Regions from separate parts of the Homo sapiens genome. Here region 1 is linked to region 2. A link is an interaction called in ENCODE POLR2A ChIA-PET data of the cell type or tissue named here. Cell type or tissue: PC-9. All regions are shown on one strand. Each heading gives the region's core, and the rest is flanking DNA. Links, peaks and the distances in the headings are about the cores only. Region 1 holds the start of LOC105377853 (a long non-coding RNA gene). Region 2 has its middle 8.8 kb from the start of MIR30C2.

Region 1 (15,736 bases), core at 3,044-11,043, 84 kb after region 2:
TAATGGTTTAAAAGGACAAAAGGAGTAATAACTCATTTTTTTGAGACTGAATTTTATTTTCTTATACAATCTCCTTTGTTTCTGTTTTTGATTTCTGGATTAACCTGGAGAGTCATGGTTGAACCACTGGTGGAAGGAGACTGAGTCCCTCCATCAGTGCCTGACTAGAAACATCCAGATTGGACTGTTAGATAAGTGAGAAATAAACTGATGTTTTGCCTAAGATCTGGTGGTGTATTGTTACTGTAACTAGTGTTGCCTTAATTAATGCAATGCTAGATGATACATTTCCGTCCTGCACCTGTTCTCCTAGCAGATTTTTAAAAGACTTGGAACCAACCCAAATGTCCAACAATGATAGACTGGATTAAGAAAATGTGGCACATATGCACCATGGAATACTATGCAGCCATAAAAATGATGAGTTCATGTCCTTTGTAGGGACATGGATGAAACTGGAAACCATCATTCTCAGCAAACTATGGCGAGGACAAAAAACCAAACACCGCACGTTCTCATAGGTGGGAAGTGAACAATGAGAACACATGGACGCAGGAAGGGGAACATCACACACCGGGGCCTGTTGTGGGGTGGGGGGAGGGGGGAGGGATAGCATTAGGAGATATACCTCATGCTAAATGAGGAGTTAATGGGTGCAGCACACCAACATGGCACATGTATACATATGTAACAAACCTGCATGCTGTGCACATGTACCTAAAACTTAAAGTATAATAATAATAAAAAAAATTTTTAAAAATGTTTTCAGCTTAAATACATGGTTTTCAATAGCTCTAATTTTTGTATGTCAGAGGAAATCAGAAAATTTATCTTATATTTATAAAAGTTATTTCCACATAATCAACCAATAAGTTTTTTAAACTGAAAATGAGCTTTATTTTGGTCATGAAAGGCTAATTTTAATTTGCTTTCCATTAAAGCAAAACAAAGATGCATTTTTAGATGGCTCTTTGGTCATCTGTTTCTATTCAATGGTTGCTTATTACTTAATCTTAGTTTCAAAACTGAAATGGTATTTGAATAAAGTCTATCCAAATTTGAAAGTTGTCATTGGGATGAATATGCTGTGTAGTCGACCAAGAACAGGCTTTGCCTAGTGAAGCTTGAGAAAGATTATTTTAGAACTAATAAAATAAAGGAGTTTCAACAAATCTGAACAATGTGTACCACACTCTCTTGAAACTGCTTATCTGTTTCTTCAAACAGATATTTATTGAGCAATTTCCATGTATAAACTACCATGCTGGGCCCTGTAGGCAAAGAAAAAGAAATATGATTCACTCTCTCACAGCCTCCAGGATCTTAAATTGTGGAGACAAGAGATACTCAAATATGTTACATGAGATAGTGTATGATAAATGTTAAGAGTGCTAGAGCAATAAGTAATGCAGAAAAATAATCCAGAAAAGGGATACGGAAACTCCAGCTGAGGTAATTAGAGGTTTAGCTTGAAAAAGGGGATGATTTGGTATATTTGTAACAGGTTGAACAGCATACCCAAACTCTATGTAACAGGGTGAGATGGTTTGTGGCAAGGGTGTCTTTAGACCCCTTGATTCCAATCATGAGGTTGAGGCATTCTTACCAAATTTTGCAGAGACATGATTCTGTCATTGGATGACAAATCTATTGTTCATAAAAAGTAGACATGTAGGTTTCCTACTACATATTGAGCCTGAAATAAAATTATTTTGTACATTATAATGAAGATAATAATAAATCTAGATTTAGAATTGGAAAACTTACGGTCGGGTTTTTACTTCATAGAATAAGCTGAGATAGTCACTTAATGTCTCTGAACCTCAGTTTTTTATGTAAACTGGGGATAAATATTTCTACCCTTTTTATGTGAATAGTAGTTATGAAGACCAAATGAGAAATGTGTAGGAAAGTGTTTTTTAGACTGTCAAAGGCTATGAAAATGTAAAGGGCATAATGGATGTGTGATGGATTAAAGAGAAACACAGATTTCTGTGACACTTATCTCATTAAAAGGTAGAGTCTTTACCCTGTCCCTTGACTTGAGAAAGAGGGGCTGGTGACTGTTTGGAGTAATGGAACACAGTGGAAGTGATGCTGTGGCAGCTTCTTGGGTCATGCTTTAAGAGATTAGCAGGTTCTGTGTGCTGTATTACAGGAATTTTTGCTCTTAAAACTGAGCAACCATGCTGTCAGGAAGCCCAAGAAGCCCATGTGAGAGAAACTGAGGAGTCCCAAACCAACCATCTCAGCTAAGTCCCAGCCAACAGCTATCACCAACTTGCCACTTATGTGACTGAACAGTGAATTATTTAGCCCTACTCAAGCTACTTTGTCTGACATTCTGTGGAAAACAAATGCACTTCCCCTGTCATGCCCTGTGTAAATTGCAGATTTGTCAGTAAAACAAATGACTGCTGCTGTTTTAAACCATTAAGTTTTGGGGTAGTTTGACAGTCAGCAATGAATTACTAGAACATGATATTTAGTAAATGAATTACTATGTTATTTCAGAGAGTACTATAACTCATCATACATATTTTATTTGCTTCAACTATAATTTTTATGATATAGTTTGAGGTGTCTTCACAACAAATATGCTCCAGAGGGAGGAAAAGAGGCTTCAGCTAGTTCAGGCTTCCTATGAGCACCTCCCTCATTTAACTCTTACAATGGATTGAATAATTCTTAAAATTTTTTATGGAGGAGCAGGATGAGACATGAAGCTTGTGGTAAGGTCTAATAGAAAAAAAAATCACAACAGAAAGGCTGGAGAAAAGTAATGACCTCTTCATCAGTATACTATTTTTCTTTTGAAAATAGTTCATGGTTTGCTAGAGATACTTTGTAGAAATTGAGCATCTGAATATGAAACACCAGACAACCATATGACCTGAGATGTGTAACGTATGTTTCACTAGATATTGTCTGATATACCCAAAAAACTTCTTTCAACATTTCCTTAAGTGAATGTCTTCTAAAGCCAAATTCTCTCAAGTTGTATCTATCTTAAAATATCTCTATTTCACCTTAATTTTGGAAGAATGTTTTTATGGGGTACAGAATTGTAAATTGATAGTGTAATTCTTTCTTTCAGCTTTTTAAAGGTGTCATGCCATTGTCAGTTAACTTCCATTGTTTCTGTTGAGAAGTCTGTCATATTCTTCTTTTTCTTTTTCTTCTAAATGTAGTGTGTGTGTGTGTGTGTGTGTGTGTTATGTGTGCATATGCATGTGTGTGGTGGCTGCTTTTAAGATTTTCTTTTTATCTTCGTTTTCTTGAGGCTTGACTTTGTATTTATATGGTTTGAGGCTCACTACATATTTGGTTTTGGATCTGTGGGTTGATAACTTCCATCAGTTTTTGATGTTTCTTAGCCAATGTCTCTTCAAATTATTTCTTTGGCACCATTTTATTTCTGTTCTACTTTTAGGAATACAATACACATATGTTGACCATTTGATACAGTGCCACAGACTGGGGATTGGTTGCTTTTCTCAGTTCCTAATTTTTTTTTCTTTTTTCATTTTAGTTTAGGTAATTCCAATTCACTTATCCTTTCTTTTGCTTTTTCTAGGCTGCTGTAAAACAAATCAAATAAATTCTTCATTTATGTTATTGGGTTTCCAAATCCTAGGATTTTTCTTTGTTTTTATGTTCCCAGTACTCTACTAAAATGAAATCTGGCATCTGTTCCCACATGTGAACCATGTTTTCCATTAGTTTTTCTTAAAAAAATTTAACATTTTTATATCAGATTTTTTATTTGCTAATTCTAATATTGTGGTCACATTTGAGTCTACTTCTATTGATTATTTATTGAATTGATTATGGGTCATATTACTCTGCTTGTTTTTATAACACACAATTTTTTATGCCAGAAATTGTGTGTAAAAGTACATATCTATTATTTACTCAGGGAAAAGAAATGTCTGTTCTTGTGACTGGCTGCAAGTGATGAAGCTAAAGCAATCTGATGTATAATTGAGCTGGGTTTGAGGTTTGTTGTAGCTTTTGTTAGATCTGTTAATTCACCACGTTTCAAATGTTTTACAGGCAGCATAGGAACTAGTTTATCTGGGCACTGTATAATTCTGGAAATGTCTTTATGTTTTACATCCCAGTGACTATACTACCCACATTTGGGGATTCCTGTGGTGGTCTTTTGTCTCTTTAGCTCTGCTTCTGACTTTCTAAGCCTCACAAAATCTCTTCATACTTTGCTGCTTTGCCCTTAGGTTTTGGCATGCTACTATCTTGCACTCAAGTAAGGCTCTGAATGACTTGTGGCTGATATTTCTCAGTTCAACTATTGTGCCTCCAGCTTTTGGTTTCTGTGTAATTGATCCACTTTAGAGGAAACATCTTTCTACCTTCTTTCCTTGTTCCCAGGCATTGGAGAAGCACTGTTGTGCACTCATTAAGGGCCTGAGGTGCAGGAAGCTCTCTCTGCCCTCTTCCTGTGCTCCTATTCTTCTGCAAGCTACTGCATGTGTTCAGTGAAGGCATTGTGAAATAAGACTGGCAGCTGGGTGTGTAAGTGCACTCTCACAGACCTCCTTGGAATCTCATACATCAGGCTAGCCACACACAGCTATTAAATCTTTATTAAAATTTTGGCCAGCTTCTCCTTACCTCTGTCTATAGCGGGTTTGCTCTTTCTCCTTACATATCCACAGATTTTGGGTTCTTCTTTCATAGAAAGGGCTTTTCTCTTTCTGGAATTTAATTTATTTAGATTTTGTTTTTGTCTTTAGCAATCTAATGCAAAAAAAAAAAATCATACCTTTATAACTTCTCTGGCTTGTTTCCTTTGTTACTTTGTTAGGGTGAGAGCAGTGGTCTCTTGACTTTATGCATCCTAACCAGAAGCTCTCATATCTTTATAATACATTACTTTCTTCCTTTAATTTTTCAGGGTTATTTTTGATGTTTGTAAACAATGCCAAATATTGATGTTATTCATCATGTGTTAATAAAGATGTGGAACTTAATCACAATCACATAAATTGAATTATAAAAATTTTTGGCCAGGCACGGTGGCTCATGCCTGTAATCCCAGCACTTTGGGAGTCTGAGGCAGGCGGATCATGAGGTCAGGAGATTGAGACCATCCTGGCTAACATGGTGAAACCCTGTCTCTACTAAAAATACAAAAACAAAATTAGCCGGGTGTGGTGGCGGGTGCCTGTAGTCCCAGCTACTTGGGAGCCTGAAGCAGGAGAATGGCGTGAACCTGGGCAGTGGAGCGTGCAGTGAGCCGAGATCGTGTCACTGCACTCAAGCCTGGGTGATGGAGCGAGACTCCGTTTAAAAAAAAAAAATTAATTTCAGGAAACATTCAAATAATTGTTTTAGGCGTTACCATAACTAAGCAATATGAATATGACTGATGCCTCTTCCAGATCTTAAATCTTTTAATTCAAGTAAAATCCATTACTTTTGATTTGTTCTGAAGCAAATTTTTAAAAAATTACAACTGAAACACCCTTCTTCATAAATACATGCAAATAATCTTTTTATATAGCTTCATACTTAGTAACCTTTTAATTTATTATATATTGGTATGTATTATATATAATATTTTATATACACACAAATATTTATGCCTTCAGTCCTTTTTCTGTCTCTCTTCTAGAACTTCTACCATTTCCTAAATCTCTATGACTATAGAAAGACCAAAATAAGGCATGATGTTTAAGAGAGAGAGTGCATGCAAGAGAGAGCAGGCACAATATATTTAGTAATTTTATTTTCTTTTGTAAAATTGCTACTATTTCTTCCAAAGATCAATGAATATTCCACAGAAGAGGTGCCATTACTTTAAGCTACCATGTATTGCTCTTGTGTATAGATACTTAATCCTCTATTGTGTCGATGGTTCTTGTTTATAAGGTTTGCTGCTCTCACATTAAAGGAAAACATGTAAATGTTATCAAAATACTTTTAATCTGTAGAGTAATTTCACTGATTGAAAGTGGCTAATTTGTGGCTATAACAGAAAAATCAACTGTGAACAAATAATATTTGTTCTGGTGCCTTTCTTTATGCAAGAAATACCAATTATTCTGGATTAAAGAGTTAGTCATAAAATAGTATTACACAGTGGGTAGAAGAGTCCCATATATATATACACACATGTGCATGAACAAGAAACACATGTTCTGTTGGATAGTACAAATAAGGCTGGGCATCTTAGTTGTAATAATGTGACTCCAAATTTTTCTAATCAAAAGTGGAATGGATTGGTTAATGCTGGTCATGCTGAGCTCAATAGATCTATCTCATTTTCTTCATATATAAAATCTTATTCAATCATAGGTAAAATGGCAATACAAAATAACACAAGAGCTCTAATAAAGTCTATGCCATTCATTGCTTTTTGATATGAGCTGCTTTATATTCTGATTATGTTGCTGCTATAAAATGAACAAAGAGTAACATGGAATTTGATAAAGACAAGAAAACTTTTATTAAACTTTTACAACAGTGAGATAAATTATTCATGCAATTGCATGAATAATGGTATCCATGCTGATTAAATCAGCTAAGAGGCAGCAAAATATTCACGTGCATGGCATGAGTTCCATTTTCAAATAGTTCTGAAATGAAAATGCAATATAAAACAACACAGTAGTTGGTCCACCAAAAATGGAAAGAAAAAAATGTGGAGTACAGTATTAATTCAAAAGGGGAGAGAAAAGTTTAAAGCACTTGCACTTCTGAAATCCACTAGCCAGAAGGAATGTTCAAAGACAGCAAAAATAATCCACAACTTCAAAGGAATTTAATGAAAGAGAAATAGCAAAGATGACGAGGGTGCAAGAGGGACAGACCTAGGGCTTAGAGGAGGGAGAGAATGAGTATTTATCCAATGAACCATTCATAGCCTATTCTATCTGAGGCTTGAATAAAATAGGATTCTCTCCAAATTAAGCTGTTGGGCACATGCCAGCGTTTTGGGATGATCTGAGAAAGAAGCTGCTGCTGGTAACAAATGAGGTGTCTTCTACATCTCCCCTGCCACATGTTTTGAAATTTGTGACTATCACTTGTCCTTTCATCAAAATGTTCGCAAAAGGAAAGTGTCAGAGTTCATACTTCTCTTTCCACATCACTGAGCACATGAAATGGAGGAGAAAACCCTTGCCACCCACAGAATTCCAAAGAGCTGAGTGCATGCTGCAGAACACACTGGAAAAGTAGGAAGAGAGAAAAAATAGCTCATAAATGAGCCCAGTAGAGAAGGGGGGAGGAAAAAGAGGCACGGGGGGAAAGAGACTGACCAAAATGGTAAAATTCCTTACCAGTGATGATGCACAAATCCACTCTCAGAAGGCAGGGTGCTTTTCACTAGTGAGTGGTCCATCTGATTAGAGTGATTGACATATACATGTAGGGAGGACTGGAGACCCCTCGTGTCTGTGGGACTCCCTGTGAACCTTCAGCCTTACTGGCTGCTCGTGGCCCTGTCCATTATGATTGACTGGTTTGGCTGTCCTGATTGGTCAGTGCCTGTACCCTGTCCATTCTGATTGGCTGGTTCAGCTGTCCTGATTGGTCGGAGCCTGTGCCCTGCTACCTGTTCCTTAGAATAATTATCACCTCTGTTCTTAGTCCAATCCGCTAAGAGAGCCCTGAAGCATTCTCTCACCACTCAGGGTACCTCTCCAGTTTCTCCCTGTGTTCCTCCTTCTGTGCTGCCATGTCCTCCTCCCTCCTCATTTGCCTTCTCTTCTGACTAGATGTTCATCTTTCTGGAGGCATCTGCCAGTCTCTGGGGTCTCTTAGTCCTCAGGAGTAAAGACAGAAAGGTAACCCAAGAACATGCACTTGAACTTTGTTGCTCCTTAGGAGAGACATAGTGTAATGTATACTTATTTTAGTCTTACCTTAACTTTCTTTTGAAAAAAGCCATCTGTTGTCACCCAAGTGCTTCTCATTTCTCTGGTTTCCAAGGCTCCCCTTTCTTTTGATAGTAACAGCCAGCTGAGTTCCCAACCTGCCTGACTGTAGGAATTCTAGGGCTGTTCCCCAACATTTCTGGGAATCCCTAGTGAGTGTCTAAATGCTGCATAAAGCTTCTCTGGCTTCCACTTGTCACTTGCTACCAGGGACCACCACTCTAAGGCCACACCCCACCAATTATCTCATTACGCTTTTCTAAGCTGCAGCCACTATTCCTTTAGTTCCCAAACACAAAGATATCGTGTTTGACAAAGTAAATGAAGACTTGCAAGATATGATAGGGGATTTATAATACAGAAGGGAACACCACTTTTAAAAAGTTTGTATAAATTTAAGGGGTGCACGTGCGATTTTGTTACCTTACTATATTGTGTAGTGGTGAACTCAGTGCTTTTAGTGTATCCACCACCAGAATAGTGTGCCTTGTATCCATTAAATAATTTCTCATCACCCACCCCCCCTTTCACCCTCCCCACCCTTCCTAGTCTCCCATGCCTATCATTCCACACTCTATGTCCACGTGTACACAGTATTTAACTCCCACTTAGAAGTTAGAACATGCAGTATTTGGCTTTCTGTTTCTGAGTTGGGAAAAAGAGTTTAACCTATCACTGTCAGAGTCTATATTATTTTTCAAAGGACCCCTTTGGTCTCTCCTTCTTGTCCCTGACAGTTGCCGTAGTGTGGCGCCCAACCATGGTCCATAGTTTCTTTCTTAGATTCTCTCCTCCTAAAATATAGAGCCCCAACTCCCTATATCTGGGCCTATAAGAGGAAACATTATTGGATATTATAATGGTCCTAGAAGTGTCATTCTGTCCTCCAAGAAGCCAACCATTGCTTGAAAAACAAAACAAAACAAAACCAGAACACAGAATGTATAAATTCCATTCAAAAGGATGGCATTTGAATGTTTCACCAGTCAGAACTTTCTCAAGGACTAAGTAAATTCATTACACATGCATGACTTAAAAAGGCCCTACAGAATGGTCTCTTTCTCACAAAGCAAGACTCTGCACAAAAGACAAATTTCAGCTCAACCCTTAGAGTCTCAGAAAGTTGGGAAATCTTTAGATCCAGTTTCAAGGACACCACCTCTTATACGTAATGGGTTTTTAAGTGATGCTACTGCTGAAGAGAAGATGAAAATAACTTCATTAAATAAAAAACTTATATCATAATGCTGAAACAGAATTATTTAAAGGCTAGTGATCCCTTTCTTCTTCTTCATTTTTATTTTTTGAGATGGAGTCTCACTCTGTCTCCCAGGCTGGAGTGCAGTGGCGCGATCTCAGTTCACTGCACCCTCTGCCTCTCAGGTTCAAATGATTCTCCTGCCTCAGTCACCTGAACAGCCATGATTACAGGCGCATACCACCACGCCTGACTAAGTTTTGTATTTTTAGTAGTGACAGGGTTTTGCCATGTAGGCCAGGCTGGTCTTGAACTCCTGACATCAAGTGATCTGCCTGCCTCAGCCTCCCAAAGTGCTGGCATTACAGGCATGAACCACTGTGCCCAGCCCATTTCTTCTTATACACCAAACTCTACTGCCACTAGTGGTGACTCTGTTATGTAATGGTGCTGCCTCTAAGAAAGAAGAATGACCTTTCTCAAATTATGGAGCTGAAGTAGAATTTCCTTCTCTCATGTTATCATGTTGGATCTAGTGAGTGTGATAAAATTAAATAATTAACAATATTTCTTCAGTCCTACATGTGCCAGGCATTGTGCTGGGAGTTCAGGATAAAAAGATAATAAAAGTGAATCACTATCTTTAAATTGCTTCCAGTCCAATAGGAGAAACAGACTTAGAGGTACATATTATCAGTAACGAAATTGTTTATAGGGTACAATGAATGCATTGTCAGTTCTGGGAGGGAGGAACAGAGGAAGAAAGATCTTTATTGAGTAGTTCATGTTTGAGTCCTGTTAATAAATGGTGCTTTCCAGGAAGACAATGTTAGGGGTGTTGGGGGTGCATTTTCAGATGTGTCTGCAAGTGAAGTGTGTGACAAAGCATGCATGTGAACCCTTGCCTAATTTTATCGGACAACCTTCAACTTTCTCCACTTACTGGGACTCTCCCATTGTAACTTAATGTTTCTAACATAATATAACATGATAGGATTTGGAGATGATACCTTGTTAAAACCAAATAGAATCAGCTTTAGGGTTCAGAATGACACATTCCTGCAGCAGGTGAAGGGATTCCTCCTATTTTTCCGTCCCATATCCCACTCTTTATTGTATTATACATGCTACTCTCTCTAAATGCTAATGATAAAAAATCAAATCTATGACCAAGGTGGGAGAAAATGAAGATTGGCTAATTATGTCAGTGATAGATCTATATTTACTCAGAAAAGCCATGACTGAACTAAATTATGAGTCCTGTCTGTCAAACTGCACAATATAGAGTCAAGTTGCTGATTTCAGAATTTATAACATATACTGTTTTTCCATGTGAACTTATTCATAGAAGGGAAAATTTTTAAGATGCTATCCCAGTATAAATTTATAAATGCTCCACAGCTTGAAACATATTTCCACTATGTAAATAAAATTTATGAAGGATGTGATAATTATTATGCATTGCAAGTCTGTATCAAAACATCTCATGTACCCCATAAATGTATACGCCTACTATGAACTTATAAAAATTAAAATTAAAAATTAAAAAAATTATGAAGAATAAAAGCTAGGTGAAATGTGTCTAATATATTAAATTTCAAATGTCCCTTGTCCTATGGTAGAGGTCTGTAGAAAATTCTAGAATTTGCATGGGCTGTATCCTTCACTGTATGTAAGTGTGCTAGTTTCTATTATACCTGTGATATTTTAATGAGAGATCCAGGTCTCATCAGTAAAGAAATGGGTTTTGGCTCACACCTTGACTATGTATAAACTGAACTTTCTTAGTGTCCATATCTCTGCAGTAAGTATATTTTTAGGTAGAAATAAACCTGCATCTAATTGTGATTAAGGTAAAAAGTTGTGGAAAGCAGTGAAGAAAGGTGTTGCTCCCTTTGCAATTAACCAGTCACAATATATTCAGCAGCCTTTATGTGCTCAGTACTTTGCTAGGCTCTTCGAGAGATGAAAAGAAAAGTTGGTCAAATAGCAGGCCATTCTTTTACCCACATCCCTTTTCTGGGTTCCCATCTTTCAGTAAAAATCAAATGCTAAGGGGCACTGCACAATTTGTGCTCTAACCCCTGTATCTCAATGTGACCCCATTTCTTTCTGCTTTTCCTCTAGCTTAGGGCATTTTGGCCATACTGAACCCCTTACTTTCCTCGAACATGAGAACATTCTTCTGCTGTGGAGGGCTACGATGCTGGTCTTTCCATCTCCAAGCTCTTTTCCCTGATATCCTCATGGCTTACCTCTTTGGGTCCTACCTCAAATGTCATCTTAGTAAAGGCTCCCCCACACGGTATTTAAAATTTCAACATAGCACCCCACCCCCATTATTCTGCACTTCTTTCTTCATCCTCTGCTTCAAATTTCTTCATTGCCCTTATCACTATCTATCATACTAAGTATTTTTTCTCTTTCGTTTATTGACTCTCCCTAGAATGTAGGACAAAGATCTTTTAACATTTGTTCCCACTGCTGCATGCCCAGAGCCTGGAACAGTATCTGGCACATCATAGGAGCTCAACGAATTGTTAATTCATTGGATAAGTTTAGTTGCTGCTCTCAAGAATTGTGGTGCAAGGCTTAAAATTGGGGCTCAATATTATGTGCTGCCTTGACCTCTGGTAAAATTGGTGGGATCTCAAAGGGTCTAAGCATTGTTCCCACTCTTGTTCCTGTGGATATCGTCCCCCTAGTCAAACAACCCTCCTTATCAAACAGTCTGGATGCATTTCCTGCTTATTTCTGACTAGTGGGTTCCAGTTGTGGAATTGTTCAAACAAATCACTCATATACTCTCATGGGAGTCAGGGGGCACCTCATCCTCTTGACAGTACAAAGCCTGCCTCCCACAATCCTTGTCATCCACTCTGTTCCTGAGCACAGGCTCCATGTGACCCTGTTGGCATGGTGTCCCTCTCCCGTGGTCTGTGAGTACATATGACTAATACACTGCTGTTGATCTCTCTTGTCTAGTGTGAAGTATCATGTATTTGGCCATTCCCATAACACTACAGAGAAATCCTTTCCTCACCAATGGAGTGAATAGGAGGCAATTTTAAAATGAGGAATTGCAACGTAGTGTGTGAGGCAAGATATATGCAGTAATCAAGAATAGAATTAGGAGTGTGCAAGCAAGTGGCAAATTATGTGATGCTAACTGAAAGTACCAAGGAAATTCAGAAATGTTTGCATACATAAATAATTTTAGTTTAGTAAACAAAATATTTAACGAAAAAAGTTTAAAGACTTTGAAATAGGAATAAAAAAGATTAGCAAGTGTTCTATTTAGTGCATTCTTCTGGGTTATCTCTGCCTTCCACTGTCTTTGGACTACTTTACAACTCAGAAAGTTGTAGAAAACTGGTAAAAATGCATATGACTCTTGTCCATAGAAATAAAAATTAATTATATCTGCTAAAATGCAGTAGTCTATTGCCCTATGAACAGACCCACTTTGCATCTGTTTGTTATTTCACTTCAAAGTTCCTTACTGTATATATATTTGTATGAATGGATATATATATATATATATATATATATATATATATATATATATATCTCCTTGGGATTCTTCTTTGAACCAGTTGTAACATTTTCCTTATTAATTGATGAGTGAAATAAAGTTTGTGACACATGTTCATTTTATACTTTATAAGAGTCATTATTTTATCCTTTAAACAATCATCCTTTAACCATGCCATTTCTACTAAAACATGAAAAATAGTGTCTTTTATCCTTATTCTTGTCATTAGCTAGAGAACACTTAACATTTTGAACAATATGATAAATTATAATGAAATTAAGCATGGGACATTATGATTATGTCTACCTGAAAGCAAACATCTGGAGGAAACATGAACATTTCAGGCAGCCAAAATTCAGATGGCTGGATCTCAGTAGATGAAACATCTGGATTTTGTGAATTGATTAATTTCCATCCGGCTTTTCTATTTTGGCTTCATTTAGACATAGCTTTTGTCCTGACCCCAAACTTTTTCCTGGCACTATGCAAGCAGTATTCTCTGTTGTGTAGAAAGAATTTATATTTATTTTGTTTTCTACCTTTTTTCATGCCTCCACATGGCATACAAGATAATAGCCTCTATTTTTACTTAATTATTACTTAAAACTATTGTCTGAAGCCATCAATGAGGACAAAGGAAAATAAAGACTAGTTTGTATTTAGTGTACCTGAGAAGTAATTTTATTCTGGTCTTTGGCCATGCAATTATAGGGAGACCGTTTCATTTATTTTTGTATAATTGTGTGGGTTCCCCTTACATGAGAACTATTTCTGCTACATATTCCTCTATACATATACAAACAAAAAATGTATTTTGTATTTAGCGTCATGTTCCTGCAAAGAGAAAAATAAGGAAAAAATCTGCAAAACATTGAAGACTCATGACCCACTTTAAAAACATAACTGGATACATCACATGAACTCAAGACCATGACTATGGAGGAAGGTAATGACCCAAAAGTATAACTGGACCTGAAAGTACAACGGAGCATTCCTTTTAGTTCCTTGAATATTGACTCTACGTAGCCAAAGCCAAACTGTAAAATTGATGACTTTCATTTTTATTTTCTATTATAGATTTAACACTTGGCAACTCTTACAACAACAACAACAGCAACAGGGAAAAACAACAACAACAACAACCGAAGAGTGCAAAAAGAACTAATGCAGTGAGTTGTCCCAGTTTATATTCAGTTCCAGTTTATATTCAGTTTTGTCAGTTTGACCTTCACAGGTCTGTAATTACGGTAATCACAGAGTACTGAACGTGCTAACAATCAAAGCATCCCAATTTGAACAGTTCAACAATAGCCTTTTTAATAGGGGTAAAACCGTGCCAGAAAAACTGCAAGGCTGCTTCAGCCTTTCCTGAAGATGTTGGATAATGGGGAGCAGGTATCAAACAACTCACCTCTTAAAAATATGCTGCACAGAGAGATTGACTCCAGCTGTTACTGATAGAACCACTACATGGCTACAAAGAGGGTTGTCTTCATCCCTTTGTGGCTCTGATTCTTCCTAATGTTGCCCAATGATGTGGACAAAGTATTATTTCCTTTAAGACCTTCACTTTGAACACCCAACAGTGCCTATGACATTTTTAAAGGTCAAAAAAAAATTAGCAAAATAGGTAAGAATGAGTTTGGTCAATATGCATTGCTGGTATTAGGAACTTTTTCTCCCTAAGTTAGAGGGAGAACCTCACTGATTACAAGCTTCTTAACCTCATGCTTGCTCTCTCTCTCTTTTTTTAAATTTCTTCTCCTAGTTGCCACAGATTTACTCTGAATTATCTATTATATCTTTCTCAATACTTTTTGGACAAAAATAGACATTTATAAGACTCTGGCTAAGATTAGGAGAATAATCTTTGGTTATGAAACAGTGCTGGTGATTCATGTTATTGTTGTTTTATATTTGTTAACTGGTTCTTATGTGAATTACAATCTATATACCTGTTCTTGTAACAATTTTAGAACGTCCAGGTTCAAAAGAAATTAGAAACCATCTAGCGTATACTTTTAATTATTTTTTCCTTTTCGCTCGTGGATATTTTTAAACAAATTAAATCAGTGTATAAAAACAGGTAAAATCAAAGCTTCTCCGAGCCCAGATGTCCAGATTCTCATCTGCTAAGAGTCTCTTTTATCAATGGTCCCTATCCTGTGACAGGTATAACAGAACTCCAAAGCTCCATGGAACCTAGCTCTAAAGCCTATGATTTAATCCAAGCTTTCAATGGCTGGAGAGATAAAGTGACTTAGCCAAGGTCACTCCTAACTTCTGGATTCGCATTTCTCTGACCTGCTGAGTCAACCTGAAGTGAGCACCAAAAATATTTTAGCAAGCACTTACTTGTCATTCTGTAACATTTTTCCACTGGCTTACCCTGGCTGTTCTACTCCTAAAGATAATCAAGTACTTTCTCAGTGACTTTGGCTACAGTGGAAGCAGGACTAGCCAAATCAACACTGTGGGGTAGTGCCCACCTTCCAGAACCAGCTTTGGTTAGAAAAGGGAGGGGATGATCATAGGATTTACGGCACTAAAAATGAGAACCACTTTTCACTGAGGGTAAGCAGTGCACACACACTGTGGGATGCTTGTCTAGGTTCAGAAATAACCTCCTGAAAGCCTGACCTCTCTCACTGCCAGAGTGCAGTGTGTGGGGGCCAAATAAGAACATTGCAAACTTTGTATCTCCACTGTATTTGTCTGAAGGTGTGGAAAATTACCCTGCTTGCCTGGGCCACTCAGACTGTCTTTGTTAAACAATCTCACAAGCTCTGTAGAGAGTGGTTAGATAGTGAATTCACTGGAGATCCTTATACTTTTATTAAGACTCACCTCTTATTTACTATCAAGGAAGGTAACGATTGGGGCCACTTGAATATGAAGGCTGTATGTTGCACTACTTCTGAGTCCAGAAGAGCCATTAAACTAGGAGCAGTTTAGGTTAAATTGACTGTCACAACAAAGTCAATGTCACAACAAAGAGACAGATAGGGGAAAGGAGAACTAAGGTTTATTGAGCAGCTACTTTGCAACACTCACTCTTCTAATATATTTCCCCTACTAGTTCTGCAATTCCCCAAGTAC
Region 2 (15,736 bases), core at 3,640-11,639:
GCCATATATCAGCAATGTTTTAAATTCTAGGTGATGAGAAATGAAGGGTATCATCCCTACCTTCGAGAAGGACACAGCTTAATTTGCAAGACAGACACATACACCATTACTATAAGTGTTATGATGGGTCAAAAGACACTTCTGAGTTGGCTAATAGCCAGGCTGAGTCTTGAAGCCTGAATAAAATTAGCTAGGTGAAGATGGTGCTAATGGGAATTTGGAAGGGGTGGGCAGTGAAGAAGATAGTGTAGCTTAAAGTGTACCAGAAAGAACAGTCATCCAATAGAGAAAGAAAGACAAAGGTAATGTATGCTGAGGCCTTTAAGAATTCAGCAGAGGTGGAGTCAAAGATGCATGTGGGTGAAGGGTAAGGGGAGAGACACAAGGGAAAGATGGGAGTCCTTATGTGCCAGGTTAAAGGGTTTGGGCATTATCTCCAAACGATGGGTACGAGTGAAAGATAGTAAGCAGGCAAGTGGGATGACCATGTCAGTACTTTAGAGAATTTACTCTAGCTTTAAGGTGGCAGGTAAGGAAAACAGGAAAAGAATCACTGCAGTAGTGTAAGGGAGAGCATGGGAGCCTTAATTAGGGAAGAGGCAGTAAGAACACAGAGAAAATGAATATGAGAAATTATAAAGACAAGAAGAACAGCAGAATTCAGTGAGTGAGTAGCTGAGGGGAGAGGCACTGTGGAGATGGAGAAGTCATGGGTAATTCACAAGCCTGGCTTGGGCTTCATAAGGCCTTTCATGCAGGAGGGAAAGAATAGGAAGAGAAGTGGAGAAGGAAAGAGCCCTAAGAATGATAACTTGAATGGGCTGGGCTGCAAAGTTATGACCCCATGCTCATTGAATACTGAATTCTGTCACAACTGAAAGGGTGAAAACACTTGAAGAACTAAATCACACAAACCTGTTCTTTATTCTGTTTCTGCACTTCTGCTTACTCTTCTACCTGGCAAGTGCCCATACAGTCTTCAAATCCCAAATCAAGTATTCTCTCTTGTGAATCCTCTCTGGTCAGCGTCATCCCTAACACCCACACCCCTCCCCCAACCTGAGGAGGAATTGTTCATTTTTCCTTTTACCACCATTATACTGTGCCTAGGTCACATAATTGCATATGCCTAGATCACAGAACTGATACTTTATTACAATTATTTGTTTACCTATCCATCTCTCTACTAGGGAAGAAACACCATGTTTCGTTTAACTTAACTTCATTTCATCAGAAGAAATTCACAACATGTATCCAGGGTTTGTCTGGTACTAAAGGAGGTTCTCAGTGAAGGTTTGATGAATGAATGAATGAATGAATGAATGATGCCATCTACCACCTGACAATGGGTTAACAATGTTAAGATGATTATTCAGGTTTTAAAAATCTCTAAATAAAAAATATTTACCAGTTTCTAAAACTTTGTTTTTATTCCCCCAAAATTCAAGGTTAGGCTGTTTTACTTTTCTAAGGAACTCATAGCTAAGAAGAGAAAGCAATCTCTCCTTAAATGATGGCATTAACTCCTGGAAAGTTAACCTTTTATGAAGGCAGCCTTATTTTAAAATTTTATTTTCATGATGGATTTCAAGTGAAGAAAAACCAGGATACACAGTAAATGCAGAGAAGAAATCTATGTAAACAGTTTAAAAATAGACAAGAATGAAAGAAAATGGTCATAAAATGTGGGTATCAATACTGAATAATTATGTAAGAGCTTAAAATGTTCTACATGGAAAGAACCACACCTTATTAAATAGTCACTAAAATAATTTTAGCTACATGAAATGATTTTAACTTCTTAAAGTCAAGTCTGAAAAGTTCCTTTTGTAACGTGAAAGCCACTCTCTTTTGCTTCAGTAGGGCTTCTGATGTAATAGGCATTTTAGTCACATAAAACTAATCTCCAATAAACTAGCCTTTGGTCATTTTTAGTTCTGAATGAAAATACATTTATTTCAAATGTAGATTATATTTGATCAAATCTGTCACATTCTGTATCAAAAAACCTTATCCATTGATTTAAAAATATTCTGCAGTATTACACATCAACTTTCAGGATACACAGTGGCTTTTCCCAACTCCCAATGTTCATTTTTTAAATTAAAATGTAGCAACTTTACAGTATGTAAAGTTTTTAATTTAAAAACTTACATTTTTAAAATTAAAATGTAGCAGCTTTACAGCCATGAATGATTCACTGGAGAAAAAACACTGTTCCCAGATTTAAAGCTTAATGTATCTTGTATACAAGGATGTTCTACAGCTCATGCCCTGCCCAGTAATGGGCTTTACTCCTTTTTTTTTTTTGTTCGAGATGGAATCTCGCTCTGTCGCCCAGGCTGGAGTGCAGTGGGGCAATCTCGGCTCACTGCAAGCTCCGCCTCCCGGGTTCACGCCATTCTCCTGCCTCAGCCTCCCGAGTAGCTGGGACTACAGACGCCTGCCAACACGCCCGACTAATTTTTTGTATTTTTAGTAGAGACAGGGTTTCACCGTGTTAGCCAGGATGGTCTTGATCTCCTGACCTTGTGATCCACCCTCCTCGGCCTCCCAAAGTGCTGGGATTACAGGTGTGAGCCACTGCACCCTGCCAAGGCTTTACTAATTCTTAAAGTCAGGCTCCAGGTCTCCTACATTGGTGGATTTTAGAGATGGAAGGAAAATTCCCTGGTGAGGATGCTTCTTTGCATCATATTCTTTGGGCATATCTCCACAAGCGACTTTGCCACCTGCTCCCTTCCCTTGCCTAGTCTAACATTTGCCATTTCATCTTCCATTCAGCTTTCACCTTGCCTAGTATATGGGATGGATATTTAATGGAAAATTATCATTCCCTAGTTGAAAGCAAGATCCAAATCTCCCATATGTGACAAACACATCCTTAAGGAATACATGGAAATTTCCAAGGAAAAACTATGAGAAAATCATAATGAAAATGTAACAGTACACACCCTATTTTAAGCCTCCTTCACTTACAGTAACTTATAAAGGTTCTTATACTAGTTTGCTTTTATTTACCCTGGATCCTAAAGGAAAATTACAGCATAGAATAACTCACTACAGTTAAAATATATGGAAAATCAACAGTAATGTGACTTTACAGTAGATAAAAGAACACAATATGTTCATAAAATTTATGGAGATTTAGCCAACTCAAAGATTCCATGGTTTTATGAAAATACCCTTTGCTCTGAGAAAGTCCACTTCCTCTTTAATTAACCTTCTCATGTTCATCCCAAGGGAAAAGCTCTCTCCACTCTGACCTCAAAGTGTGGTACTTTGAATCTGTGCTTGATGAGATTCTGTCTCAAATTATTACTGTAGCTTAAATTAACCTGTTTAAATTTAAAATGTAGTAAATTCTATAGTGGAGGGAATAGCTGGAATTCCATGTCCTCTTTCTATTGAATGGTGTGGGCAGAATCAAAGTTAGGAGACCAGTCAGTCTGATATAACCTATTCAATCATGGTTTCCTTAAAAATTCTTTGGGCTCTTGATTCCTGTATTTTTTTTTTTCTTTTTCACACTTACTGTTTCATTACATTGGTGTGGTCAGAAGAAAAAAAGACAACCTTGTTCTGATGAATTTATATATATATATATGGAAAATATATATGAAATATATATGAAAATAGATATGAATTTCATATATATATGAAATAGATATGAATTTCATATATATATGAAATAGATATGAATTTCATATATATATGAAATAGATATGAATTTCATATATTTATGAAATAGATATGAATTTCATATATATATGAAATAGATATGAATTTCATATATATATGAAATAGATATGAATTTCATATATTTATGAAATAGATATGAATTTCATATATATATGAAATAGATATGAATTTCATATATATATGAAATAGATATGAAAATATATATGACATTCATATATATGAAAATATATATGACATTCATATATATGAAAATATATATGACATTCATATATATGAAAATATATATGACATTCATATATATGAAAATATATATGACATTCATATATATGAAAATATATATGACATTCATATATATGAAAATATATATGACATTCATATATATGAAAATATATATGACATTCATATATATGAAAATATATATGACATTCATATATATGAAAATATATATGACATTCATATATATGAAAATATATATGACATTCATATATATGAAAATATATATGACATTCATATATATGAAAATATATATGACATTCATATATATGAAAATATATATGACATTCATATATATGAAAATATATGACATTCATATATATGAAAATATATGACATTCATATATATGAAAATATATGAATATATATTCAAAATATATATGTGAATATATATATTTTTCAGCTGCCTATCAATATTAGTTTCCTTTTAAGTGTGCAAATTTCCAAAAAAATTAACATTATGGGAACTTTTTTAACAATATGAGTTTACAGTTGGATTTCCAATGAAAGTGATTTAAAAAAAAAAAACCAAGATTTTCTTATAGACAATTTTTGGAGTCCTTTCCCCAGTATATTCTATGAGCAAGGTTATAAGCTAAAGAACATTCTGATATTTTGGGCTATAATAAATAATTGTGGGTCTTATGTTTAAAAGTTAGCTAATTTTAGTTTACAGTGATGGTGATGGGATCTGTGACACTGTGACAAAACAGAAGATATTCTAGCCAGTGTCGCTGAATTGAAATATTCATTTAAAAACTTAATCTGCAATGCTAATAATTGCTTTTTAATTTAATCTGGAAAACGGTAGTCCTGCCAATATTTTAATTAAATCTAGAATATTTACTACAGGCATATTGGAATGTCTTTGGAAATAACTGTTACTGCTATAGAATACCAAATTATTATAATAATACTTAGTGGTATGAGTTCAGATTTTGATGAGGCATTATTGTTCCAATGAAGAGGTTTTACCAGTATAAAAGTTACTTTGACCAAATACTATTATGTATCAAACACACAGGTAAGCGACCACCCATCTCTGTATTTAACACAGTATATGTGCACGCGTGTGTGACAGGGAGGGATATCTGGAAACGATAGTGTGAGTCACCACTGGAGAAAAGAGGAGGGGATGGGACTAGAACTTGGGTATCAAAGATGATTTCAACCTTATTGGCAATATTTTAAAAGGAGAATGTACTCATGTAACATGTATACAAATTTGAAAATTACATCTGGTCATTTAAATTTAAATTCTTTCTTGAGCCAAATTAGAGATAGGGTTCACTTGAAATTCTAGCTTCCCTAGACAGTTGATTAACTTTGTGACCTTGAGTACTCTTAGAACCCTCTCTGAGCCTCAGCTTTTATAAAATGATAAAACACTATGGTATCTTACAGGGTATAAAGGTACATTCTCAGTAAGTATACATTCTCAGACGTACTTTATACCACCGGTCCCCAGCCTTTTTGGCAGCAGGGACCAGTTTCATGGAAAACAATTTTTTCATGGATGCGGGGGCTTAGTGGGGGTATGGTTTCAGGATGAAACTATTCCACCTCAGATCATCAAGCATTAGTTACATTCTCTTAAGGAGCGGGCAACCTAGATCCCTCACATGTGCAGTTCACAATAGGGTTGGCACTCCTATGAGAATGTAATGCCACCACTGATCTGACAGGAGGCGGAGCTCAGGCTGTGATGCTCATTTCCTACCACTCACCTCCTGCTGGGCAGTCCAGTTCCTAACAGGCCCTGGACCAGTCCAGTTCCGTGGCCCAGGGGCTGGGGACCCCTGCTTTATCCCGTACTGTTGGTATGAATCTTTCCAATTTTACCATGTAACAATGTCTTTCTTCTTCCAGCCTAACTTCATTTTTTTTTCCCTGTATTTAGTGCACAGATCTTTTTTTCAAGCCAAAGGTGGAAATGTAAGGGACATTGGCTGCTTTCTCCATCAGGGCTTCTGGCCCATGTCTCTCTGTTATAGAAAGTGATGTGCAACCAGGATGGGAGAGGCCTCTTGTCATCCTAGTTGATAAAATGATTCCTTACAAAAAATGGTCTAGAAAAAAAAAAGAGTAACAAATTTAAAAAGAATTTTTTTAAAACCTCAAACCGTACCACCAGGTGTCACTATAACCCAAAGCACTGCTGGTAATTTTTCCATTCAATTGTAAAGAAATGCAAAAACTCCACATTTTAAGTAAATGAGTACTGTCTTACAAGGCTTTCCCTGTCAGTAACTTACGTTGCCATACAGTTACTAAACTGAATATTCTAAACAGATGAGAAAAGGCACAAGCCTTATTTTTTTTAAAAAATTGTAAATAGTGATTAATGAATGCTAAATGATTTACAATGCAGTAAGATATTTATGGGTCAGGAATTTCGTATTTTCAGTTTGGCCTTTTGGTGGGAAAACCTGAAGGTCCATATGATTATGGTGATCTGTCATTTAACTGAAACAGATTCGTCCAGGGAACAAGTGAGTCCAGCTGACTGCCTGACATTTTTCTTGTTCTATACTCTATACTCGGTTCACCTCTTAAAGATATAAAAAATAACAATTGAAAATTCTAACTAGTAAAATTATAATAATAGATTACAAAATTCATTTTAGAGATAATTTATTTTAATAACTACCCAGATATTTTAACATCCTTTTCATACTGTTCTTAGTTTCTTAAAGACAAACTTGTAGCACTGCATTTTGTGTTTTAAAAAATATAGATGTAATGTATATGGCAACTATAGCACCAAAGGATAGACGGGAGGTAAGCAGAACTTTAGTGTTGCAAGATTTATATATGTAAAACCAAGGTTAATTCGCAAATAGTTTTCATTGTGATAAATTAAATACACATATTATAGTCCCTATAGTAATCATTATAAGAAGAATGCAAAGAAATGTAGCTTTAAAAAGACAACAGAATTAAAATGGTAAAATAAACATTTAACGTAAAAGAAATCAGGAAAAGAAGGACTGAGGAACAAGCAATATATGAGAAAAATAGAAAACAAACAGTAAAGTGGCAGAACTAAATTCAGCTAGATCACTAATTACAGTAAATGTAAGTGGACTAAACACTCTAATGAAAAGTCCTGTTGGGGCCAAGCTGTATATAAAAGCTAGACACAACTATATGCTATCCATAAGAGGTACACCATTCAACCTCAATGGCTTAAGCTTTAATCTATCTGGCTATTTTCCATTATGATAGTTTGCTTCTCATTAAAAGTGGAGTCTCCTACAATTATCCATTGTCGACTTGTGAAACAGCAACTGTCTCTATCTTGGTCATTGTGTTGCCTTATAGGTTTACAAGGTCATAATGGGCAAAAATCATGTTTACCACATTATACTACCAACTGCACACTCCTCCATGTGGGTAAGGATTATATGTACTTGGTGATGATAACATGCTTTTATCACTTAGATTTGCTTCAGAAAACACAGCTGGTACAACATGTTTACAGCTGTAATTCCATCAGTTACTGTTAAAACTGAATATTATAAATTCTCCAAATAGTTAGAAAAAGAAAATGTACTAATTAAAATGTAAAAATAGTTCTTCCATTGAATTACCTGAATAAACCACATGCTAAAACAGTTCTGGATTAATGATTAATCAGGCTTTCATAATATTAATAGCTAACATTTTTCAGTGCTTTCCATGTTCCAAGCACTGTGCAAAGTGCTAATTATCCTAACACTGCAAATAACTCCACACAGAAGAGGAAGCTGACACTTAAACTTGCTCAAACTCACCCAAGAGTTAGATCTAAACTCAGATTTACTTTTTCCAGCATCTATGTAAACATGCACAACATAGAGAAAGTATAAATGAAAGGAAGTACATTTTGGTTCTAAAAGCTTGATATTAACATTGATTGATATTTTAAAAGTAGGCAAGGCTCAGATGTATCTGACTATTCCACAGCCTCTTATGACTTCATGGGGAATTATATAGGATTTCAAGTTAATTCTCTGGGGATCATGCAATGTCTTTATCAATCCTTGTCTATCAACATTTGAATATGCAAAAATGAAATCAAGAATCTCTGCTTCCCTTCCAGGGCTATGTGATATATCTCTGAAGAAGAAATTCAAATAAAATATAGAGGTAACTACTTTTTTGTAATTAAAAATTCAAGCCGATGAATTTTTTGTTAGCATTTTGCAACTACTACATTAGCAACATTTAATATATAATATAGACAGTGTAGGCACGGCTGCAGTAAATGGAATTTTATTAGCTTCACTGCTTTTGATTTGGTGACATTGCTTAAGGTAATTTATCATAAGGAAATAAAGTGATAGAAACCAAAATGCTATATGGAAGTATTAGTCATCAAAATGAAAACAATTTTAACAGTAATTTGATACAACGTGGTATGTGGATATAATACAGTCATTTAAGTGATTAATATGATGTCTATGTATAGTATACGTTTTTTTAAAAAGCACAAACTACTACTTTCAGCATACCCACATGATTACATTTGCACAAAAATGGACAGGTACTGGGAGGTAACAGGTAAAAACCAAAATACTTGGCTTTGAATAGTAAGATTGTGAATCATTTTTGTGGGCGAATTTTTATTATGGTTTTCCCAATGTTTCAACAATTTTTACGACAAAGGAGAGGAAAGCACCTAGTCTCACAATGATGAGACTTAGATAATTGATGTAATGCTCTTTTTAAGTAGATCAAACCAAAGATGTTGGCTTGCCACACAATAACTGACTTTGCTTTTAAAACAGGAGCAAAAATGTAAAAGTTTCTCAGGTAGCTGATTATATTCAGGGAAACCTGAATAAGAGACTCTTTATATTCTAATACAACTTCTGACAATGATTTCTTTTCAGCAGCACTGAGGGTGGTTCCCTTATGCAGTTTTTTTTTTTTTTGGCTATTGTATACTAACATGATAGAATGTTTTGATGAAAAACAGGACCCAGTAGAATTAAGCAAAGAAGAAAAATGTACTGAAATTTTTACAAATCAGTATTAAAATATTTTGGTAGTTTGTTTCAATACTTAATCTTTAAGTCTTTCTAATTGTGTTTATCCACACAGATCAGATTTATCACAGATCTTTATTTTTTCCATTATATTAGATTTTGCTTCTGTTGAATAAAATAAACTTATGATGAAAAGTCTTATAAAAAAACATGTCTTTTGTTACCTTTGCAAAATCAAGACTCCGAATCCAGTCTAATCTGTCTCCTCCCAAGCAAAAAATCTTGGGGAAAAAGCTGAAATGCTATTACCTGAAAATTTATGTAAGATTGTACATTTACTTTCCAACCAGTCTGAAGGCTGAGGAGTTTGCAAGGAAAGCAAGAAAAAGTTAAAATGTCTAAACAAAAGCCTGACTGGCTCCAAATCTAGTTGCTTAATCACCAGGGCCCAAGTGGGCAGTAAGAGACATCTGTGGGGTTGAAAGCAGCAGAACTTACAAACTTCAAACATGTGTTTCCCAATCATCTCTTCTGTCTCCCCAGAGGGATAAAAATAAAGCAACATTAGTTAAATCTTGAGGAGTGAGTAGTCACCTTAGAATTAGGTCAAAAAAATGAAAGGTAAAATCAAATTAGCCATTTCTTTATCTTATTCATTGAATATTCAGAGTTTGAGGAGAGAAACTGGAGTGCCTGATTGATATGCAACTTTCAGTTAACTACAGGCTTCATTTATACTTGATATTCTGGCCTGATTCATTCTGATAAGTTGACACATTCCAATAGGGTTGCTTGTGATAAAGGTTAACGCATTGCCCTTTATGCTTATTATGCTTTCTCTACAAAGACATATTCAATAAATATTTATATTAATTTATCTTTTTGTTTTGAGACAGTTTATAGGGTCATATGAATGGAGTCAGGAGATCTATGTTTGAAGCTTGGCTCCACTTACTACTTGTGTGACCTTGAGTAGGCTATGAATTTTAGTATACTCAACTTTAAAACAGATGGTGGTGATAATAGCAACTCTGTCATTAAGATAAACCTCAAGTTTCTTATTTGACAAAATTTAATAGGTTCTTCTTTGTGTAAAAGAATTTAAGGGCTATGTACCAGCACTGTTCTAGGCTATAGAGACTCAGCAGTGAGTCCCTGATATCCTGGCATTCATGGAGTCAAATACAATTAATTAAGATATTATATAATTTCACAGGTGGTGACAACTGCTGCAAGGGGAAGTGCAGTAAGCCAAATGATCCATTTGAAGGAGAGCTATTTTAGGTGGAGGTGGTGGTCAGGTAAGGCCTTTCTTAGTAAAGTGGTATTTGACCAGAAACTAAATGAAGCAAGGGGAGGGGCGGGGTGAGTCATATGTGTATATCTGGCATCACACATCTGCCTAATTTTATTTAGGCAAGTTTCCACATATAAATGTGACATACATTTGTACAGGAAGCTACTATATAGAGAAACAGGAGTTTGAAAGAAGCCTGGGGATTAAAGAGACCAGCAGGAAATTATATAAAGAAAAAGTGGAAGAATATGTCAGTGGAGAAAAGGAAACTTTTTTCTCACATGAAGCTTCTGCAGTTGAGCACAAACACTGTGGTCTACAGGATCCCTAGAGAGTGGAAGGGAAGCTGAGTACCTAGAAGTAGGCTCCTGCAGGCAGCAAGCTCCAAGGGGTGCTTAACTATTCCTTTCTGCCAATCTTTCCTAGTGGGGCTACTCAACTTTAGGTACAAGGATAAGCTGCACTGGAAAATAGGAAAAGGAACCCAGTTAGGGTTGAATAGGGGTCTTGGGCTGATGATCTTGTTTCTTCACCCACAGTCCTTTTGAGATCTGTGCATAGGATACAATTAACTTAGAAATCAGTATAAGAGTCAGCCCAGGTGTAGTACATACCTAAATAAAGGACTTTCTGAAAATGATCAATTTCTCCCTCTGTATAAATACTGGGATAGGTGTTGCATAAGCAATTCTTTGAAAACTCTCTAAAAGAATATTAAATGTAGGCAATGTAGAAAAAAAGAAAAAAAAACTGACTCATTGTTCTCCTGGGCTTCCTCTTCACTCTGTGGCAAAGAGTCCAAATTCTTATATGGCAGTTCTAAGTTCAAAGACATTTACTTCAGATGACAGTGCCATTTTTATAGCATGTTAACCAGTTACGTGAAACAAGCTCTCGCTAGTATGTGCTTGAATTACTGGCCTGAAAAGTCTATTAGTACTAAATGTTTTAGGAAACAAGCTACTCCAAACTTCAGTTTCTTAGGGGTTATCTGTTACACAGTTCAATTAGTTAGTTTCCCAATCCATCTAGACTTCAACATTGAATTTGATTTTACAATCTCAGGGACTTGAAAAGCTTCCACTTCTGCAAATGCTATTTCCCAGCTCTAGTCTGTCTACCACTTACTCACAATTAGCTGCTTTACACTCTCACCACACCCTTCAGCCTCTCTGAGAGCCAGGCAGTAACGGCCATTTCTGGGGCTACATCTAAGTAGTTCACAGCTGTATCCTAAACTCTCAGCATAGGGTCTGGTTCAGAGTAACAACTTAATACGTATTTATTAAGTGAACAAACAAATGTCTGAAATCCTCTGTCTTGGATCAGCAATTATCGGTTATCTTTTCTGAGAAGCTTGGAGAGAAGGTGCGCAGATATTTATTTAACAAGAGTGTTAATTTTTATTTCCTCCCCTTTTTATCTGATCACTAGATGGGCAGACAGAGAAAATGTATTAGGCAAAGTCTATATGACTAAGTCTCTCAAGATGTCCACGTGGGGAAATTTAGTCTGAATCCGAATACCGTTAGGGAGATTTCACAACTGCTGCACAAATATGCTCTAAAGGAACTGATGGGCTGGGCGCGGTGGCTCACGCCTGTAATCCCAGCACTTTGGGAGGCCTAGGCGGGCAGATCATGAGATCAGGAGTTCGAGATCAGCCTGGCCAGCATGGTGAAACCCCGTCTCTACTAAAAAAACCACAAAAAATTAGCCAGGCATGGTGGCGCGCATCTGTAACCCCAGCTACTCGGGAGGCTGAGGCAGGAGAATTGCTTGAACCCAGGAGGTGGAGGTTGCAGTGAGCCAAGATTGTGCCATTGCACTCCAGACTGGGTGACAGAGGAAGACGCCATCTCAAAAAAAAAAAAAAAAAAAAAAAAAGAACTGAAGAAACTGATGATCTATAGATTATCAACCTGGAGGAGAGCGTTGAGATTCAGCCTTTACAGCTCTGACCTTCCTTGGACATTTTCTATACAATATTTTAATTTGTATTACCATCTTAAACTAGAGGAAAATAAGGTTTTCCAAATTTGACATTAAAGAAGGCAGTGCATATTTTGGAATAGTGAATCAAGATCCCCAAAAAACCTGTGACAGATTAGCACAATGGGCTAAAATTAACCTAATTAGGCAGCATTTCTAAGAAATTTCCTATGGGGGGAAAAGTGACAGTGGTAGCTTTTGTGAAGTCTTAGGGATAAATGTAAATACCTACTTCAATTCAGGTAACAGTCCAAAAAAGCACCAATTGGGGCAAAACAGCAATTCATGTGAAAAAGAAAAGAGTTCTGACACTAAGCCCAACCTGAGTAACACAGATGTCTGCCAAAAAAACAAACAAACAAAAAACAAAAAAAAGCTAATGTGGTTTTAGCCAACGTTAAGAGAATTGTGCTATCTTTAGAAATCAACCAAATATTTACGGAACTTTTACTGGCATTGTTCTAAGCACCAACAGAAAAGTGGGGAATAGAGAAGAATCAGGCATAATCCTTGCTTTTAAGGTACTATTTAGTCATAGGAAGATTAGCAATTACAAAACAACGTAATAAAAGACACAATTTGACAGTCTCAACTATCAAGGCAATGAGCCTTCAGAATTCCCAAAGCCCAACCCCCACCACCAAAAAAAAAAAAAAAAAAAAAAAAAAAAACCAGAGGGGGTTCATTATACTCCACAGGTGTAGCCCATTAACTGATGTTTGGAATCATGGCCTTAAGTCATTAATAATCTGCTGTAAATAAGGTCCATTACTCTCTTTAGAGAAACCAAGTAATAGAAATACACATTTTAGAAATTGTCTTTTTGGTTTGGTTAGTCGTTTTAGTTATAAATGAAATATAATTCATGTATCTGAAAAATTTAATTGTGGGGATAAGCTCATTCCTGAATGGGGTCAAATAAATCAGGCACTGCTGTATATAGTTAAGCATTGAAGTGTACAGGTCAATCTGTAAAGCCTAAGAAAAGAAGGAAATGAGCCTAAGAGGTCAGAGAGATGAGATATCCTGTAACAAACTACAGAGCCAAGCCAGATTTGTGGGCTTTGATTACTCTGAGGTCATGGCACAACCAAAGACTTTGGAGTGCTGATGGGAGGATGTAGTGGGGACAGCGGGGGAGGGAAGAGCTGCTGCTGCTTCTAGATAAGGCATGTGTATAATTTGTATACTTTACCAAAATACCAGCATCATGTCATTCTTTACAGCTATGGTACACTAGATACCCAACAATGGCACATTTCCTTTTCAGGTGGGGTCTCCAGTGCACTATATTTTCCCTTATTTGTACCTATGTTTGAACTTGTAACGCTAGAAAAAAAATCATGCCACCAAGTGGATGCGTGCCACCCCAAATTTGTGGCCTTTAATCTCAGTTGGCCTTCAGTGAAGCACAGAGTCTCTTCCACAGCCGACGTGTTTTTGTTTTTGCTAAATGCTTGCAGCAGCCTTTCCAAACCTCCACCTCATCCTTATTTTCATCCCCTTCAGGTGTGACCTACTTTACTTCCTACTTCATGAAGTACATTCTGTCCTCTACATTACTGCTTCCCAGATGAAATCTATTCTAACATTCACCCATCCTTTCTTCTTCACAGGAAAGACACCTCTTCTTCTGTTCTAGGCTAATTCCTTGGTCTTCACAGCTGTTGAGACTGTGGTCTTTCTCCCTTCACATTTCCAGCCTCATTTTCCTCTTCCTCCTCCTCTGCAGGCTCCTTTGAGCCACCCTCCTTGATGCCTCTTTGCAGCATCTTCCTCTGCCCACCTTTAGATGTCCTATTCCCCCATAGTCACAGATTCTTTCCATGGTTGTCTTCTCACACTGACTTGGGCAGCATATTCCACTAGCTCTTCCTGAGGGCTCCACTCTCCACACTTCCATCCTCTGCACAAGCTCTTTAGCTTTCTGGGTTGTCTGCTCCATTGATACATTTGCCCAGGATCTGCTGTGTTTCAGTATGTTCAAATTTTTCTTTTTGAACTGATTTTCACACTAAGCTCAAAAGACCTTCTCCGTCCACCCCTTCTAAAACTCTCAACAGCACCTCTACTACAGGTTCTCTCATGCAATCACTGTCTCCATTTTTATCTTCTTGTAACTTATCAACTCCTTGAAATAAGAGACTGCATTGTTATTTGCCATATATTTATGTGGGTAAGGGCTCAAAAAATATCAAGTGAATGGATGAATTTTATATACGTAAAATATGATGTCAGTAATGATATGACTCAGAAAATATCCAAACATCTTCTGCATGACCAATTGGTGGGGCTACTGTTTGATAAGGATGTGGACCAAGTAACTTAATGCTCCTACCAAGAGAAAGAATTTATGATGTTATGATGATCCTATACCAAGTAAATCTCCTTAAAGTTACTGTTTTAAAGACTAGAAATTAATAAAGTCTAAATAAAGTATATAATAAAAGTACACTGGTGGTATTATTTTTTCCTTCTTATGTTTCCCAGCAGACACTCAAACACTTCAAACACAGAGAGGTAACTTTTGCTCTGTGTTATGATGGCCTGGGTCACTGGCTAATGAAGACCTAAACCTTTCTTTCATTCTAGACCTATAAACCTAGTAGTTCTTGGAGAAAAGGGATTTACCTTTGTTCCTCAGATGTCCTCTAACTTTCTGCAGTAACTGCTAACAAACCATTTGACACTATCTGGGTGTGCTAGACTTAGGGAAATTTGTGTCGTCAGCAGCTCCACTGGAGACATCATGTGGCTGGAAGCAAGGGATGATGATAAGAACATCTTTTCCCCTACTATGTACAATTTTTATTTTCAAGATAAAGCTACTTATATTTAAAGCTTTTTAAAATACCAGGTCTTACAGTGCATGTGTGAAAGAAAATAACTTCATAGTTTCTGGCATGGCTGGAGAGATTAAAAGAGCAATATTTGTTGAGTAAAATCACAGTTTTCAACCTTCCTGAGACTGTTATTTCCTCACTAATTCCCCTTAAGCAAAACATTTAAGATTGGTATGAAGTTAAGAGACCACATTTTTTTCTTCTGAGGACTACCTTTCATGGAAATGATAAAATGAAAGCAAATTATTCCACAAGGTCCAATAAAACAGCCAAATCCTCCCAATAAATTCGTAGACACCATTACCCTTAAACACCCCCCACTTATCGGAGGGAGAAAAAGAAAACTTCCTTAGATCCATTCAAATATAAAAACAGTCTTTACTACATTAAATTTTATAAAATCCCATTGTTAAATACTTCCTCTCAAAGTCCTGCCAAATGGGAGGATCACTGTTCAAACAGACAAGGAATATATGACCTCCTCCCACTGCCCTGATGAACATCAGGGTTATACTTTGGCACACATACAGATCTATTTTCTACAAAGGATGCAGCTTTCCAGAGATGTGAAGGATCTGGAATGAGAACACCAGCACTCATCAACCCACTTCCTCTATTGGAAGGGAGTCTCCCAAATAAGTCCTCTGAAGGAAATAC

The links. Peaks named below come from ENCODE experiments on the same cell type or tissue, not always from the same donor. Only the 100,000 strongest peaks of a DNase experiment are listed, where the experiment ranks them.
Region 1: POLR2A ChIA-PET joins it to region 2 with 11 read pairs; 2 of 35 experiments call an interaction of 5 or more read pairs at or near these places.

Annotation. Positions count from the first base shown.
Region 1 is chr6:71,462,086-71,477,821 of GRCh38, forward strand. It overlaps LOC105377853 (a long non-coding RNA gene), which reads left to right and starts at 7,653. Exons shown (of 4, transcript XR_942683.3): 1 at 7,653-7,814; 2 at 13,462-13,583; 3 at 13,715-13,806. In PC-9, for the core only: no CTCF peak of the experiment used is centred there; a DNase peak (open chromatin) is centred at 7,156.
Region 2 is chr6:71,377,973-71,393,708 of GRCh38, forward strand. No RefSeq gene overlaps it. Among named protein-coding and RNA genes, the nearest start is that of MIR30C2, 8.8 kb to the left of the region's middle. In PC-9, for the core only: CTCF peaks have their summits at 6,099 (motif pointing right) and 6,299; DNase peaks (open chromatin) are centred at 6,169, 8,379 and 10,309; H3K4me3 peaks cover 672 bases; H3K27ac peaks cover 4,310 bases.